Regions from separate parts of the Homo sapiens genome. Here regions 2 and 3 are each linked to region 1. Evidence: chromatin contacts called from ENCODE Hi-C or POLR2A ChIA-PET data. All regions are on one chromosome and are shown on one strand. The core of a region is the stretch at or near the end of the contact, and the rest is flanking DNA. Distances in the headings are between cores, read along the strand shown. Region 1 overlaps BCL9 (BCL9 transcription coactivator). Region 2 holds the start of GJA5 (gap junction protein alpha 5). Region 3 has its middle 48 kb from the start of GJA8.

Region 1 (4,987 bases), core at 920-3,419:
GTGTCGTATGTTTAATATTCATTTGCATTTTTCTTCTGATTCAATAATAATTTTGAACTTTGACACATAATGGCTGCATGAGGGCTTAACGCTTAGTAAAATGGCTAAGACTTTCTTTTAACATGTGTATTATTGTTTTAATGAGTTTGTTTTGAGCTTGCTGAGCAGAGGTGATCTGGTCTGGGATTCCCCCCAGGCCAGAGCTTATTTTGGCAGTGGTTTTCTCTTATAGACAAGTTCTGTGAGTTCCTTCTTTCCACCTACATTAGCAATCCCAAATGTTTCTTGCATATTGCTGATTTGGTTGTCTTTTCTAATACCATAAGAAAAGTCCGTAAGTCCATACCTGACTTTTTCCTCCTGCCTTCTTTTACAGGGGTTCTTAGCTATGTTACATCAAATATTCTATGCCCCAAACTTGACAAAAGGCATTTTAATTATTTTCTATTTGGAATTCTTCAATTGATCTTGATATTGTTTATACCAACTATTGCCTTTCTTCTTTATTTAATTTATATCCTCAGTCATGACAGAAGACAAAGAGAAAATACCTTGCCACAGTTTTTCATAGGATCTAAGCAGGGGAGGCGGCTATGGTAACTTACGTTGACCAGTTAAAGAGTTTTAAATGATTTCGAAAGCAGATCGGCTTTATCATTTAGGGCTCTCTTGACCATCCTTTACAACTAGCACCATTCCTTAAAAGGTTGCCCAAGGAAGGTTTCCTTTAGGAAGGGAAACTGACACAGGAATAAGTACCCTGGTTAAAACCATGGGTGATAGAAGCAAGAGCAGAAGATTTATCTCGTCCTCCTGGCCATATTGCCTCCATCTGTCTCCAGGGAGAACACGCAGTACACTCTAACATGGGCAGTCTTCACCTAACGGATCCAGAAGAGCTGCGGGGTCAGTGCACACAGTTGCCGAAGCAGCTAACTTAGATCAAGACCCCACAAGGCACAAGGACAGAGGTGTAACAACAGTGTATTCTGGGGAGGGTGCAGAGCAGACAGATCTATAATAACGGTTGTTCACCGCAGCAACCGGGGCCACACAGATGGAGCAGAATAGCCCGAATCTGAGCTTTGATTCAGCAACATGCTCTAACCATGATGCCGTCATTTTTTCCTTCTGAGAAAAAGTGTAATCTAATGGGCTACCCTCTCACAACAGCGCCGGGATACTCAGGCTTTGACCCCTTCAGAGCAGAGGTCTTCCGAAAAATTAGGGGAGCTAGCCCGGCTGTGAAGCGACGTGAGGTCCTGGACAGAGGTTCCCTCTGTGGGCACCAGGCAGCGATGCCTGAGCCAGGCTGGGCTGGGCCGGATGTGAAAGGAGACCCCTGCACCCCCGGCGCATCAGCGGGACTCCTGCACTTCGCAGAGGGCGGAGGAGAGCGCAGTCCTGGGTGGGGGCTGCTCTCCTGCGAGGGGAGAAAGCCGGCCATGGCCCAGGCGGTGCAGACTCAGAGGTGGAGAGAAGGGACAGGAAAGCGGGGTGGAACTGCGTCCCGAAGGTGTGAGGAGGTGGCCTTGAAGGTTGAGGGCTAGGCCGGGACCTGGGCAGCAGGGAAGAGTGAGGGAAAGACCGGCTCTTCAATTCGTTTCTGTCAAAAGATGGCCAAATTCCACGCTGCCCTTCCCCCTCCGCGCCTTTCCTGGCCCCCCGCCCCCCTCGGTTGCTCCCAGGACTGCGCGAGGCGGCGGGAAGGTCCGGGAGAGTGAGCGCGTGGGGAGGAGGGGACGGGAAGAGGAGACCCTCCCGTGCCGAACCTCCCGCCCCGCCGGCCCCTCAGGAGGCTCTGGAGTTGGGGACTAGAGCTCTGCCGCTTTAAGGGGGGAGTGGGCGTCCCCTCCAGCCGGGTGACGGTCCGGGGCGGGCCCTGGCGGGCGTGCCTATGCAAACCAGGAGGTGGTGCCGGCGGTGGGCGGGCCCGTAGTAAAATATCGGGGGCGGGGCGGCGGGAGGTGCGGCTGCCTGGTGGGCAGGGCCCTGCGGGAAGCTGGGGGCGGGAGGAGGCCGCGGCGGGTTGGTACCATCGCGCGCGTCTGGGGAGGGGGACGAGCGACTTTCCCTGAAGGGGCACGAGCGACTTTCCCTGGAGGGGCGGGCCCTTGCTGGTCGCGGGGCCGGACGCTGAGGCGGGGCGGGGCGGTCCCGGTTCCCCGCGGGCGGGACGTCGGGCCGGTGGGGAGGGGGCACCCTCCGCTCGCGTCCGAGGCGGGGCCGGCTGTACCTTTCGTGGCGCGGTGCGGCGGGGGAGGGCCGAAGGGAGGGAAGGGGCGGGACCGGGAGGGGGGAGCCGGAAAGGGGGAGGCGCCGGCGGACAATGGAGCCTATGTGTGCTTGCCGGAGTGGGACGGCGCCGCCGCCGCCGCTGCCGCCGCCGGGGGGAGACGCTGCGCCGCCGCTGCCGCTGGCCCCGGCCCCGCGGGGCTGAGAGCCGCCCCGGACCCAAGCCTCTTTCCCTGCTCCGCACCTCCTCTCCCCTCCCCCACTCCTGCCTCCGGGGTAAGTGGCACCTGGGGGAGGGGGAGGGGAAGGACCGGAGCCGGGGGTAGTGGGGGCCAGGTCCGCGTCCGCGTGTTTTGAGCCGGTTTGGGGGCAGGGGTAGCCACAGCCGCGAAGAGCGGGGTGGAGGGGGGCAGAAAAGGGGCGGGGGCCAGGGTTGCGGATTTAGTGAGGCGAGTCTGGAGGAACCTGTGGGGGGAGGTGGGGGTGCTTCACGGGCGGTGGAGAGAGAGGGCATCTCTTCTTTTTTTCAAAGGTTGTGTCCCAAGCAGTGCTTGGAGAGGTTAAACCAGGAGAGTGAGGACAGTCCCAGGGTCCTGGGATGCAGGAGTGTTGGAGGGGCGAGATGGAGAGCTAAATAAGGGAATTGGGATTGAGTTTGATGAGGTCTGTAAGACCCCTGAGATGGATAGAGGTAAAGGGGACTTTGCAGGCCAGTGACTTGTTGAAGGGTAGGGGAGGTGGAAGCTAGGAAGAATGTGTGAGTAGTTAAGGGCCCAAGCAGGTGAATTGGTGATGTCTAGGTCACTGAGTCATTGTGGGGGTCTTGGGACACACCAGTGATTTCCAAAGTGGAGCCTGAGTCACTGGCCTTTGAAAGTTGCAAAGACTATTAAGATGTCACTGATGAGTGTTGGGTGAGCCTGGTGAAATGGAGATATCCTAAGTAAAACAACAGCAGGGTTGGTTATTATGTCCAGAGGGAAGGAGAGGGAGGGGCCAGAGGCCTGTAATAGTATTGCTGGGGGCCTTATGGGAAGGCTACCAAGCATGAAGGAGGAGGCCAGAAATCTGTCCTCCAAGAGGTCTGAAGGAGGGGGAAGGAAAAATGGGTTTTTAGTGATAGGAGAGACTTAGAGCCTAGATTGGAGTCCAGCTGGGGACTAATAAAGTTACTAGATAAGTTAGAGAAATGGACATAACTATCTCTTAGTGGAGAGTCTGTAAGATGGGATAGAATTGATGCAAAATTTGACTTTGATTACAGCAAACATAGGTAAATCCCTGGCAGTGATTTCAGTGGGGAAATGATTTTCTATGTAAAGAGTTACATTTTGGTCAATGATGGGTATTGGAGTATTAGTTAGCACTTGATATATTCAGGAATTAAATGTTCGTTTTGGGGCAGAGATTTGGATTTGTGCACTGAGCAAAGTGATGAATTAGAACTAACAGACAGTAAGGATAAATTGTAAAATCATTGAGAGATGGGAGGAGGGGGCAAAAGGATGTTGGAGGTAAGACTCATGTGGGTTTAGAACCTTTGTGGAAATTGTGCAACATGATTGTCCTGTTTTGTGTTTTCTACTGAATACTAGTGATTGGAAAGTTTTAGCAAGGAGAGATGTTTGCGTGAATAATGTGAAGGCCCTACATAAAAATTTAAGAAAGACATCCTTATTCACTATTGAAAAACACCCAAACTATTAAAGACACAGATGGGTTTATAAGAGGAGCTGTTAGTTAAATGGCATAAGGATGCTTTGAGCAATGAAGGTTCCATTAGTTGTTTGAGGGCTTGGATAAAAAGAGAAATTGTATTTTATTTTATTTATTATTATTTTTATTTGTTTATTTTTTGAGACGGAGTCTCGCTCTGTTGCCCAGGCTGAAGTTCAGTGGTGCAATATCGGCTCACTGCAACCTCCGCCTCCCAGGTTCAAGCTATTCTCCTGCCTCAGCCTCCCAAGTAGCTGGGATTACAGGCACGTGCCACCACGTCCAGCTAATTTATGTACTTTTAGTAGAGATGGGGTTTCACCATGTTGGCCAGGGTGGTCTCGAGCTCCTGACTTCTGGTGATCCACCCACCTCAGCCTCCCAAAGTGCTGAGATTAACAGGTGTTAGCCACCGCGCCCGGCTAGAAGAGAAATTTTTTTTTTTTGTAGATGGAGTCTCACTCTGTAGCCCAGGCTGGAGTGCAGTGGCACGATCTCAGCTCACTGCAACCTCCGCCTCCCCATCCCAGTTCAAGTAATTCTCCTGCCTTAGCCTCCACAGTAGCTGGGATTACAGGCACGCACCACCATGCCCAGCTAATTTTTGTATTTTTAGTAGAGACAGGGTTTCACCATGTTGGCCAGGCTGGTCTGGAACTCCTGACCTCGTGATCCGCCTGCCTCCGCCTCCCAAAGTGTTGGGATTACAGGTGTGAGCCACTGCGCATGGCCTAGAAGAGAAATTTTAATGTAAATTTGAGAAAAGTTGATATGAGGAATGGGAGTATGAGATTTGGAAGTTTTATGACTTAGAGATTTGGAATTGAACCATTAAAACATTTTGTTAATAACCATGTTGAATATAAGATGATAATGGTTTCAAAAGAGATGGTAGATAGACAGGGAGGTCATTGGCTAAAAGATAAAAGAACAATTTCCATAGAGTTCTCATTGTATAAGGCAAGTGTATGTCACTTGCTTCCTCAGAAGTGTCTGCTCCTGTGAATAAAAGAAAATGCTCTCTTGTTTGTGGGGG
Region 2 (4,800 bases), core at 552-3,051, 160 kb after region 1:
CTGGAGGGCAATCCTTCCATTCCCTTCCTCCCAGCAGGACAGTTCTGCCTTCTCTGCCACCGGGTACTCGTAAGAGCCAGAGCCCCGGACCTCTTTGGCCCTCTCGGCCTCCCGTAGCTTGCGCTTCTCCTGCATGCGCACAGTGTGCATGGCGTGGCCCATGTACACCAGAGAGGGCGTGGAGACGAAGATGATCTGCAGCACCCAGTAGCGAATGTGGGAGATGGGGAAAGCCTGGTCGTAGCAGACATTCTGGCAGCCAGGCTGAATCGTATCACACCGGAAATCAGCCTGCTCATCCCCCCAGGAAGACTCAGCAGCTGTGCCCAGCACGAGCATACGGAATATGAAGAGGACAGTGAGCCAGACCTTGCCTACCACGGTCGAGTGCTTGTGTACTTCCTCCAGGAAATTTCCCAGGAAGCTCCAATCGCCCATCTTGGCACAGCCAGGGAACAGATGCCAAAACTTCTGCAAATGGGAGAGAGAGAAAGAGAGAAAAGAAGAAGGATGTTCTGTGAAGGTCTGGAATGTCTATCATGTTCTGGGATTCCACTGATCCATCCATCCAATGGGTTCTTTAAGAAAATGCAACTTAGAAGTCAAAGCAACCAACGAAAAGCTCGCTCTCCTTTCCCAGCAAAAATAAAAAGAAAGAGAAGATTCAAAGTAGCCATATTAGCAAAATTAGAGCATGGCTCCCACACTTTAACGGATCTAGAAATCGTGGTGTGTGTTACAATATGGATTCTGCTCTTGCCCCAGTAATTCTACTTCAGGAGGTCTGGGATGGCCCCCAGGAATCTGGATTTACAACAAGCAGCCCAAGTAATTCTGATGCAGGCGGTGAGGGACCGCACCTGGAGAAACACGAGTATTAAAAAGAACACAAGACTGGGGTCTGCAAATGTGACTCTGGGCATTTACCTCACTGAGTCTGTTTCTTCATTTATCGAATGGGGATGGGAATAGCTACACCAGAGAATTCTGAGGATTAAATGATATGAGGTGTGTGATATTCTGAAAATCATTCCACAACTGTTCCAAATGTTTAAATGGCTGTTGGATGGAAAAGGAATTTTTTTATGGCTCCAGAGGGCAGAACTAGGTGGAGGAGGAAAGAGTGAGGATGGGATTGGCAAATTTGGCCCCTCAGGAAGCACTCTGCAAAAATCAGAACCATCCAGCATGGACCAGCTGTGTTGGGAGGTGGCAAACAAAAAGTGTGCTTTGGTCACACCAGCTAACAGTATCACAGATGAGTGCTCACTTCCCCTGGCTGGTAAGGCAATGTTGATCTCCCATGCCTCGGTGCAACACAGCCATTCCAGCCACACAGCTCAGCTCGCCCTGCTGCTAAGTTTCTGTGTCTCATTTAAATAAGGTTCCCACACACAGATCTGCCCACCCTTATGTCCAGAATAAATGTCCCAAAACTTTATGTCCCTTACAAAATCCTCCCTCATCTGGCCTTTGTCTGCTTTTCCAGCCTGTTCCTGCCTGTCCACATGAGTTCCTTTTGTCCAGCCATGCCAAGTCTTCCCAAATGCCCTCCTTCTGTACCCCTACATGTCCCCTCACCCCTAGCTGAATCCCATTTACCTTTCAAAACTTAACCCAGTCATTGCCTCCTCCAGCCCTCCCTCCTCCCTCAAGCTGAGCCTCTTCAGCTCCTGTGATGGCCCCCGGGACACTTACTCGTCTCCCAGTGCTTGCTGCCTTGTGTTGTAATCCTCTGCCTGTCTGTGTTCTCCCAGGAGGGACTGTTTGAAAATGGAGACTGTCTTTTCTTCTGTATCACCAGAGCCTGGCCCAGAGTAGGTGTTTAATATATCTTAGTTGAGTGAATGAAGGAGGGGCTGACAGGCACTGTTGTTTCCTACCCAATAGAAAACCAATTCCCTGTTTCTTGCCTGCCTCCCATTGGCAGGGTGAAAAAGCCAGGTATCACTTTCTTAATCTCCTCTGCAGTTAGTTCTGGTAGGTGAGGTATGGGGAGAATCTAAAGTAGAGGGAATGCTCCAGAAAAGGTTTTTCTACCCCCCAGTAAATGGAGAGAGCCTCACTCACAGTGCTCCCATCCCCCTGTGAACAAGAGGGAACCTCACTCACAGTGCTCCCATCCCCTGGTGAACAGGAGGGAGACTACTCACAGTGCTCCCATCCCCCGGTGAATAGGAGTGAGCCTCACTTAGCCCCACCGCTTCCTGCCTGTGGACAGAGTTGTATGAACCAAGATGTCTAAAGCTGTCCAGAGAATCTCAGAAATGTCAACCAGTGCCCTGAGGCCTCTGAAGCAACTCTTGAGGCTCCCTACCTCCAGAATTCTTACTTAGTGAATAACGAATGTTCTTACAGTTTAAGCCTCTAACCATTCCTAACCAACAGGATGACAAACGTCTCGGAGGGAATGGAGCATAAATATTCCTTTCTTAGAATCATAAACCTCAGATTTGGGTGGGTCCTTAGAGGTTTGTCAAATTCAAACTTTGACCGTCATATCTTTGCTGCCAACGTGCTCCTGGTTTCTGTCTGAACATTCTTCATGCTTATGGGGAAAGATGGGGTCAGGGTGGTGCATTTCATAGTCCAGGCTTCCTCAGCTCTTGAGTTGATTGTTGCCTTGACAGGGACCAACCTCCTGGCCCTGTATTCTCTCAGACCCCAGGTCCCCAAACTTGAGAGTATACAGTGTCCCTGGGAATGAGGGAGTTCCTGAGTGAGCGGAAAGCATCTTATCTCTGCTCCTCTCTATATCAAAGACCCATGCAGGTCTTGAGGCCTTTCCTGTCATTTGTGATCAGACATCTGCCCCATTTCCTTAGGTGGCGAAGCGCCCCCTCTTTCAGCCTCCAAATGTGGAAAATTGTGGAGCATGTGCTCAAAAGGAAAATGGCTGATTAGATAAGAGTTTGAATTGTCTGTCCTCTCTTCTGGGCACATGTACAGTGTTCAGCACCTTCAGGGTCAGCCACACACGTGCAGTGACTGAACTATGGTAAATGTCTGAGAAAAAGAGGGAGGGAGAGAAGGGGAGGAATAAAAAGAAGAGAAGAAAAGGGAAGGACAAGGGAGAGTTGGAAATGGAGAAAAAGACCATGTAGGGTTAAGAAAAGACAGATGCAGGAGTTAGCTTACTGAGGTTTGACAAATTTCTATTACCATCTGCTGGGCTTAGATAAATGATTCAATCTGTGTTCCACTTTCCTCACCTGCAAAATGGACATACTATTAACTCATAGAGTGCTATGAGATGATGCGTGCAAAGCACTTAACACAGTGTTCAGCAAATAAGAACTGAATAAAAGGTAGCCATTACTAGCAACAAGAGCAGTGGGGAAGGATGAGAGTAGAAGAAGGAGGGAAAAAGAGAAAGCAGAAAGTAGAGAAAGGTGCATTACAAAGGAGAAAAGAAATGGGAGCAAGAGTAGAAGGGGAGGAAATGAGAGGAAAATGGAAATAGAAAAAAAAAGAAACAAATGTCATATTCTTCCAGGATTTGGGGCAAGTTTTCCACACTCAGTCCCTGAAGACTTCTCCCTTGATCTTCTCACTCTGTCACTCATTCCTTGCAAGTCCCCAAGGAAGTATAAAAATAGTTCCAGGCAAAGAATGTGACCCTTTGGTCTAGTCTGCCAAGAGGCTTGACTGCTGACTCCTTCACTGCTGTCCAAGGAATTCCACCTGGAAGAGGTAAAGCACAGATACAAGAAAGGAACACCTTGGAAAACCAGAAAGGCAGTATTAGGAAGGATATCTTATTGGGAGGGAAAAAGAGAAACTATCTGAGGAGGTATAGGGGTGAGGCAGACCTCCTGGGCCCAGGCAGAGGAAATAGGGTGAAGGGTTTTTCATGTATGACTTCCTGCTGACGCTCAGGCAAGGTCAGAGAAACTTAAAATAGCTACCATGTACCAGATGCTCAGTTTATAATGTGAAAGGTCTCTGGCTGTAGTTACTTTTCCAGCTACGTTGGCTCCCTTTGGATACCCCATCTCAGCCAAAGAAATTTGTAGATTAGATACTCAGTGAGTTTACTGGGCGTATAGCATATAAAATACTTTGTAGATTATTATCTGCTTCTTGGCAGGAAGTGTATTAGGAGGGGCAAAGGAAGCTGCCCATGCCATGAATAAATGCTATCAAACACAATGGCAATTTACCTCACTGCTTTAGCAGTTATCCTCACTGGCTTCCTACCACTTAGAAAGTCCAAACTGCTTAACTTGCCATGTGAAACCCTGTACAGTCTTATGCTATCATTTTTCCACTTTTCCACTCACACACTCAATACTTAAGCTACACAATTTCACATGTACTTATGTGCATCTCACCATTTCTCACCCATTTATCTTGGCTTCTTATGTTCCCTCTGCCTAGAATGTCCTTTTTAAAATTCATTTAATACGTTTATTGAGTGGCTACAGGGTGCCAGCCATCATTCTGGACAATGAGGATACAGCAGGAAGGAGGGGAAACAAACAAGGGATTCCCTGACTTCACTGAGTGTAACTGCCTTTATACCCCTTTATTAACAGCAGACATTAAATACATGATTTCAGTAAAACACAATGTGTGTTAACATAAAGGAAGTATAAGGTGTCATGGGAATGTGGGGCAGGAGCCTGAATCTGGTTTTTGGGTTTTGGGGAGAGTCCTAGGGAATTGCGTTCTAAAGCCCTCTGCCACTGATACAAGTTCTGAAATCAGCAAGGCAAAAAGAGATGGTCCCTAGAACCTGGAAGAGAACCATCCCAACTCTAAAGGTTCTTCACTCCCAAACCTTCAACATCCTCTTTC
Region 3 (4,838 bases), core at 142-2,641, 250 kb after region 1:
TCTAATCCCAGCACTTTGGGAGGCTGAGATGGGTGGATCACCTGAGGTCAGGAGTTTGAGACCAGCCTGGACAACATGGTGAAACTGCATCTCTACTAAAAATACAAAAATTAGCCAGGTGTGATGGTGCGTGCCTGTAATCCCAGCTACTCAGGAGGCTGAGGTAAGAGAATCACTTGAACCCTGGAGGCAGAGGTTGCAGTGAGTCAAGATCACGCCACTGCACTCCAGCCTGGGCAACAAGAGCAAAACTCCGTGCCAAAATAAATAAATAAATAAATAAATAAATAAAGCAACCAAAATTGACATCATCAATAATGGGAAAAATTGAAGTTTTGCACTACCTGGCATGATGCACTGAGAAGAACACAGTATCACTTCTATGTTATTCTTTCCAAAGATGCATAACCCAAGTCTATTCTGAGGAAACAGCAGATGGCTCTGAATTGAGAGACATTCTACAAAATAACTGGCCTACAATCTTCGAAAGTGGCAAGGATATGACAGTCAAGGAAAGATGAGGAACCATTTCAAATTGAAGTTAGCCAAAGATGTGATACATGCAGCATTTTGAACTGGATCCTCTTGCTATAAAGAGTATTATTGCAACACTTGGCAAAACTTGGAATGGGATCTGATAAAAATGATTCATCAAGGTTAATTTTCTTTTTTCTTTTTTTTTTCTTTTTTATTTAAGTCACAGGATTTCACTCTGTCACCCAGGCTGAAGTGCAGTGGCACAATCACAGCTCACTGCAGCCTCAACCTCCCAGGCTATAGTGATCCTCCTGCCTCAGCCCCCTGAGTAACTGGGAATTGTATTGTATATACTATATATAGTCTATATAAGCATATGGAAGAATGTCTTTGTAGGAAATAAACACTGAAGTTTTTGGGATAATAGGGAATCAGGTTAGCAGCTTATTCTCAAAGGGTTAAGGAAAAACAGTTACTTCTACCATACTTGTACGTTTTTAGTGTGACTGTAATCCTTTAAAAATATTTAATTTAAAAGTATACTAATAAATAAACGGGCCATGGTTTGACTACTTTTGGGCAGGCTGTCCTCTCACTCCAGCTTGTAGGCCATTTCAGGGCCTGTTGGGTTGGAGACCAATAGTTCGTTGCCAGTCTCAGGCAGGAAAATTGAACTGATTTTGTCCATGCATCAGCAGCTGCCTGAACGTGGCTCAAGATTTCCTGCCTGGCCACATTTCTGGTTAAACTTCACTGACAAATCATTCTCACTGCTCTCAAAATATTTCCCCATGTGTAACGGAGTCACCAAATCAAAGACTTAGGTCTGGCTCTAAAATCTCTCACATTCTTTAGACTACAGCTCTCTGTCTGTCCCTGAATCTTCCTAAACCAGCCAGGCACCCAGGGCTCCTCAGGAATGATTTACTTGCTATTATATTGTGGGGAATGTGGCTGACTTTTGCAAGAGATTTCCTGTCTTCTCTCAACAAGTGACTAAACTGGTTACAGCTAATTCTGCTGGGAAGTAACCAGCTGTTTTTCCACAATGCTGCAGCCATTTCCATGAATTAATTTGGGAGTATTGTAGACCCTTGAAGCAGCATAAGGCTCTGGTGCCTATAGCTTTAGTAGGATTTAGCATCCTCAGCAATGGGCTGAATATAAAGAAACATAAAATCTATTAACGGCTGCTCCTGAAAATGCCTGTGCAGTCTTGGGTGAGGTAAAGAATCTCCCTATTCTTATGAGTGATGAAATGATAGCACCACTAACCCATACCTATTGTCAAGGTGTGTGTGAGGATAAACAGAGTGTATTTGGAGAGTATTGAATTCTATATTAAGAGAATGTAGTATAGCCATATTGCCATATTTATTCAGTGTTAATAGCAGGAAGCAATTTAAAATCCTAGCCCTGCTAAATAAAGGAAGAATTATTATTACTAACAATTACATTTAGATAATAGTTTGTGTTCAGCCACTTATTTATATACTCAGCACACATTCACTGAACACATACTCTGTGCTGGTCACTGTATAGGCACAAAGGATGTAACTGTGAACAGGACAGCACAGTCCTTGCCCTCATGGTGCATAGAGCCAAATGAGGAACTGTGCAACTAGCCACTTCTTGCAAGTTTGAGGAGTAATAAAAAGAAAAAAAAAGAACTTAATTTTCAATGAAAATGACTATTATTATTAGGCAAGTGAAAAAAAAATCATAGGCTTGGAAGTCAGAAGAGGATTTGAGACCTGGATCTCCTGCTTACTGCTATGTCAGCCTCAAAAAGTTACTTAAATTCTGGTCGCCTGGGCAAGATGGCCAACTAGTGACAGCTCCAGGCTGCAGCTCCCAGCGAGATCAACACAGAAGGTGGATGATATCTGCATTTCCAACTGAGGTACCCAGCTCATCTTATTAAGACTGGTTAGACAGTGGGTGCAGCCCACAGAGGGCAAGCAGAAGCAGGGAGGGGTGCCACCTCACCAGGGAAACACAAGGGGTCAGGGAAGTCCCTCCCCTTGCCAAGGGAAGTCGTAAGGGACTGTACCACGAGGAATGGCGCATTCTGGCCCAGAAACCATGCTTTTCCCACAGTCTTTGTAACCCGCAGACCAGGAGATTCCCTCAGGTGCCTACACCTGGGTTTCAAGCACAAAATTTGGTGGCCGTTTGGGCAGACACAGAGCTAGCTCCAGGAGTTTTTTTCATACTCCAGTGGTGCCTGGAACGCTAGCAAAACAGACTGTTCACTCCCCTGGAAAGGGGGTTGAAGCTGGGGAGCCAAGTGGTCTAACTCAATGGATCCCACCCCCATGGCTAAGACCCACTGGTTTGAAATTCTTGCTGCCAGCACAGCACTCTGAAATTGACCTGGGATGCTAGAGCTTGGTGGGGGGAGGGGCATCTGCCATTACTGAGGCTTGAGTAGGCGGTTTTTCCCTCACAGTGTAAACAAAGCCGCTGGGAAGTTCAAAATGGGCAGAACCCACCACAGCTCAGCAAAGCTGCTGTAGCCAGACTGCCTCTCTAGATTCCTCCTCTCCGGGCAGGGCATCTCTGAAAGAGAGGCAGCAGCCCCAGTCAGGAGCTTATAGATAAAACTCCCATCTCCCTGGGACAGAGCACCTGGGAGAAGGGGCGGCTGTAAGCGCAGCTTCAGCAGACTTAAACGTTCCTGCCTGCCAGCTCTGAAGAGAGCAGCGGATCTCACAGCACAGCGCTCAAGCTCTGCTAAGGGAGAGACTGCCTCCTCAAGGCACCTCCTCCAGTGCCTCCTGACTGGGAGACACCTCCCAGCAGGGGTCGACAGAAACCTCATACAGGAGAGTGACAGCTGGCATCTGGTGGGTGCCCCTCTGGGATGAAGCTTCTGGAGGGAGGAAGAGGTAGCAATATTTGATGTTCTGCAGCCTCCGCTGGTGATAGCCAGGCAAAGAGGGTCTGGAGTGGACTTCCAGCAAACTCCAGCAGACCTGCAGCAGATGGTCCTGACTGTTAGAAGGAAAACTAACAAACAGAAAGGAATAGCATCAACATCAACAAAAAGGATGTCCACACAAAAACCCAACAGAAGGCCATCAACATCAAAGACCAAAGGTAGATAAATCCATGAAGATGAGGAAAAACCAGTGCAAAAAGGCTGAAAATTCCAAAAGCCAGAATACCTCTTCTCCTCCAAAGGATCACAACTGCTCACTAGCAAGGGAACAAAACTGGACAGAGAATGAGTTTGATGAATTGACAGAAGTAGGCTTCAGAGGTGGGTAATAACAAACTCCTCTGAGTGAAAGGAGCATGTTCTAACCCAATGCAAGGAAGTTAAGAACCTTGAAAAAAGGTTAGAGGAATTGCTAACTAGAATAACCAGCTTAGAAAAGAAGATAAATGACCGGATGGAGCTGAAAAACACAGCACGAGAACTTCGTGAAGCATACATAAGTATTAACAGCCAAATCAATCAAGCAGAAGAAAGGATAAAAGAGATTAAAGATCAACTTAATGAAATCAAGCATGAAGACAAGACTCAAGAAAAAAGAATGAAAAAGAATGAACAAAGCCTCCAAGAAATATGGGACTATGTGAAAAGACCAAACCTATGTTTGATTGGTATACCTGAAAGTGATGGGGAGAATGGAACCAAGTTGGAAAACACTCTTCAGGATATTATCCAGGAGAACTTCCCCAACCTAGCAAGGCAGGCCAACATTCAAATTTAGGAAATACAGAGAACACCACAAAGATACTCCTCGAGAAAAGCAACCCCAAGACAAATAATTGTCAGATTCACCAAGGTTGAAATGAAGGAAAAAATGTTAAAAGGAGCAAGAGAGAAAGGTGAGGTTACCCACAAAGGGAAGCCCATCAGATTAACAGTGGGTCTCTGCAGAAACCCTACAGCCAGAAGAGAGTGGAGGCCAATATTCAACATTCTTAAAGAAAAGAATTTTCAACCCAGAATTTCATATCCAGCCAAATTAAGCTTCATGAGTGAAGGAGAAATAAAGTCCTTTACAGACAAGCAAATGCTGAGAGATTTTGTCACCACCAGGCCTGCCTTACAAGAGTTCCTGAAGGAAGCACTAAACATGGAAAGGAAAAGCCAGTACCAGCCACTGCAAAAACATACCAAATTGTAAAGACCATCAATGCTATGAAGAAACTACATCAACTAATGGGCAAAATAACCAGCTAGCATCATAATGATAGGATCAAATTCACACATAACAATATTAACCTTAAATGTAAATGGGCTAAATGCCCCCAATTAAAAGACACAGACTGGAAAATTGGATAGAGTCAAGACCCATTGGTGTGCTGTATTCAGGAGACCCATCTCACATGCAAAGACACACTTA

What was found. A loop is a pair of places that touch in the nucleus more often than their neighbours do. ChIA-PET counts read pairs that join two places held with the same protein, here RNA polymerase II (POLR2A). Pooled maps may share reads with other maps.
Region 2: a pooled map shows a loop between it and region 1 (2.6-fold over the local background). The contact joins the promoter of GJA5 here to the enhancer-like site in region 1. A Hi-C loop is called at or near these places in 2 of 168 maps with a recorded cell type or tissue (ascending aorta and tibial artery) and 7 of 50 pooled maps.
Region 3: POLR2A ChIA-PET joins it to region 1 with 11 read pairs in Caco-2. The contact joins two enhancer-like sites. POLR2A ChIA-PET finds 5 or more read pairs at or near these places in 2 of 52 experiments (Caco-2 and WTC11).

What each region holds. Positions count from the first base shown.
Region 1 is chr1:147,597,827-147,602,813 of GRCh38, forward strand. All of the region lies in intron 1 of BCL9 (BCL9 transcription coactivator), which reads left to right. Among named protein-coding and RNA genes, the nearest start is that of BCL9, 59 kb to the left of the region's middle. RefSeq lists silencers at 1,504-1,583, 1,614-2,663. Within about 2 kb of position 2,170, at least 32 of the 41 ENCODE cell types and tissues checked have a DNase peak (open chromatin) inside an H3K27ac peak, as active enhancers do; they include ascending aorta and tibial artery, where a contact is called at or near this core.
Region 2 is chr1:147,758,801-147,763,600 of GRCh38, forward strand. GJA5 (gap junction protein alpha 5) reads right to left here and starts at 1,802. Exons shown (of 2, transcript NM_181703.4): 1 at 1,699-1,802; 2 at 1-471. The coding sequence starts at 438. All of the region lies in intron 1 of LOC102723321 (a long non-coding RNA gene), which reads left to right.
Region 3 is chr1:147,852,285-147,857,122 of GRCh38, forward strand. No RefSeq gene overlaps it. Among named protein-coding and RNA genes, the nearest start is that of GJA8, 48 kb to the right of the region's middle. Within about 2 kb of position 1,392, at least 2 of the 41 ENCODE cell types and tissues checked have a DNase peak (open chromatin) inside an H3K27ac peak, as active enhancers do.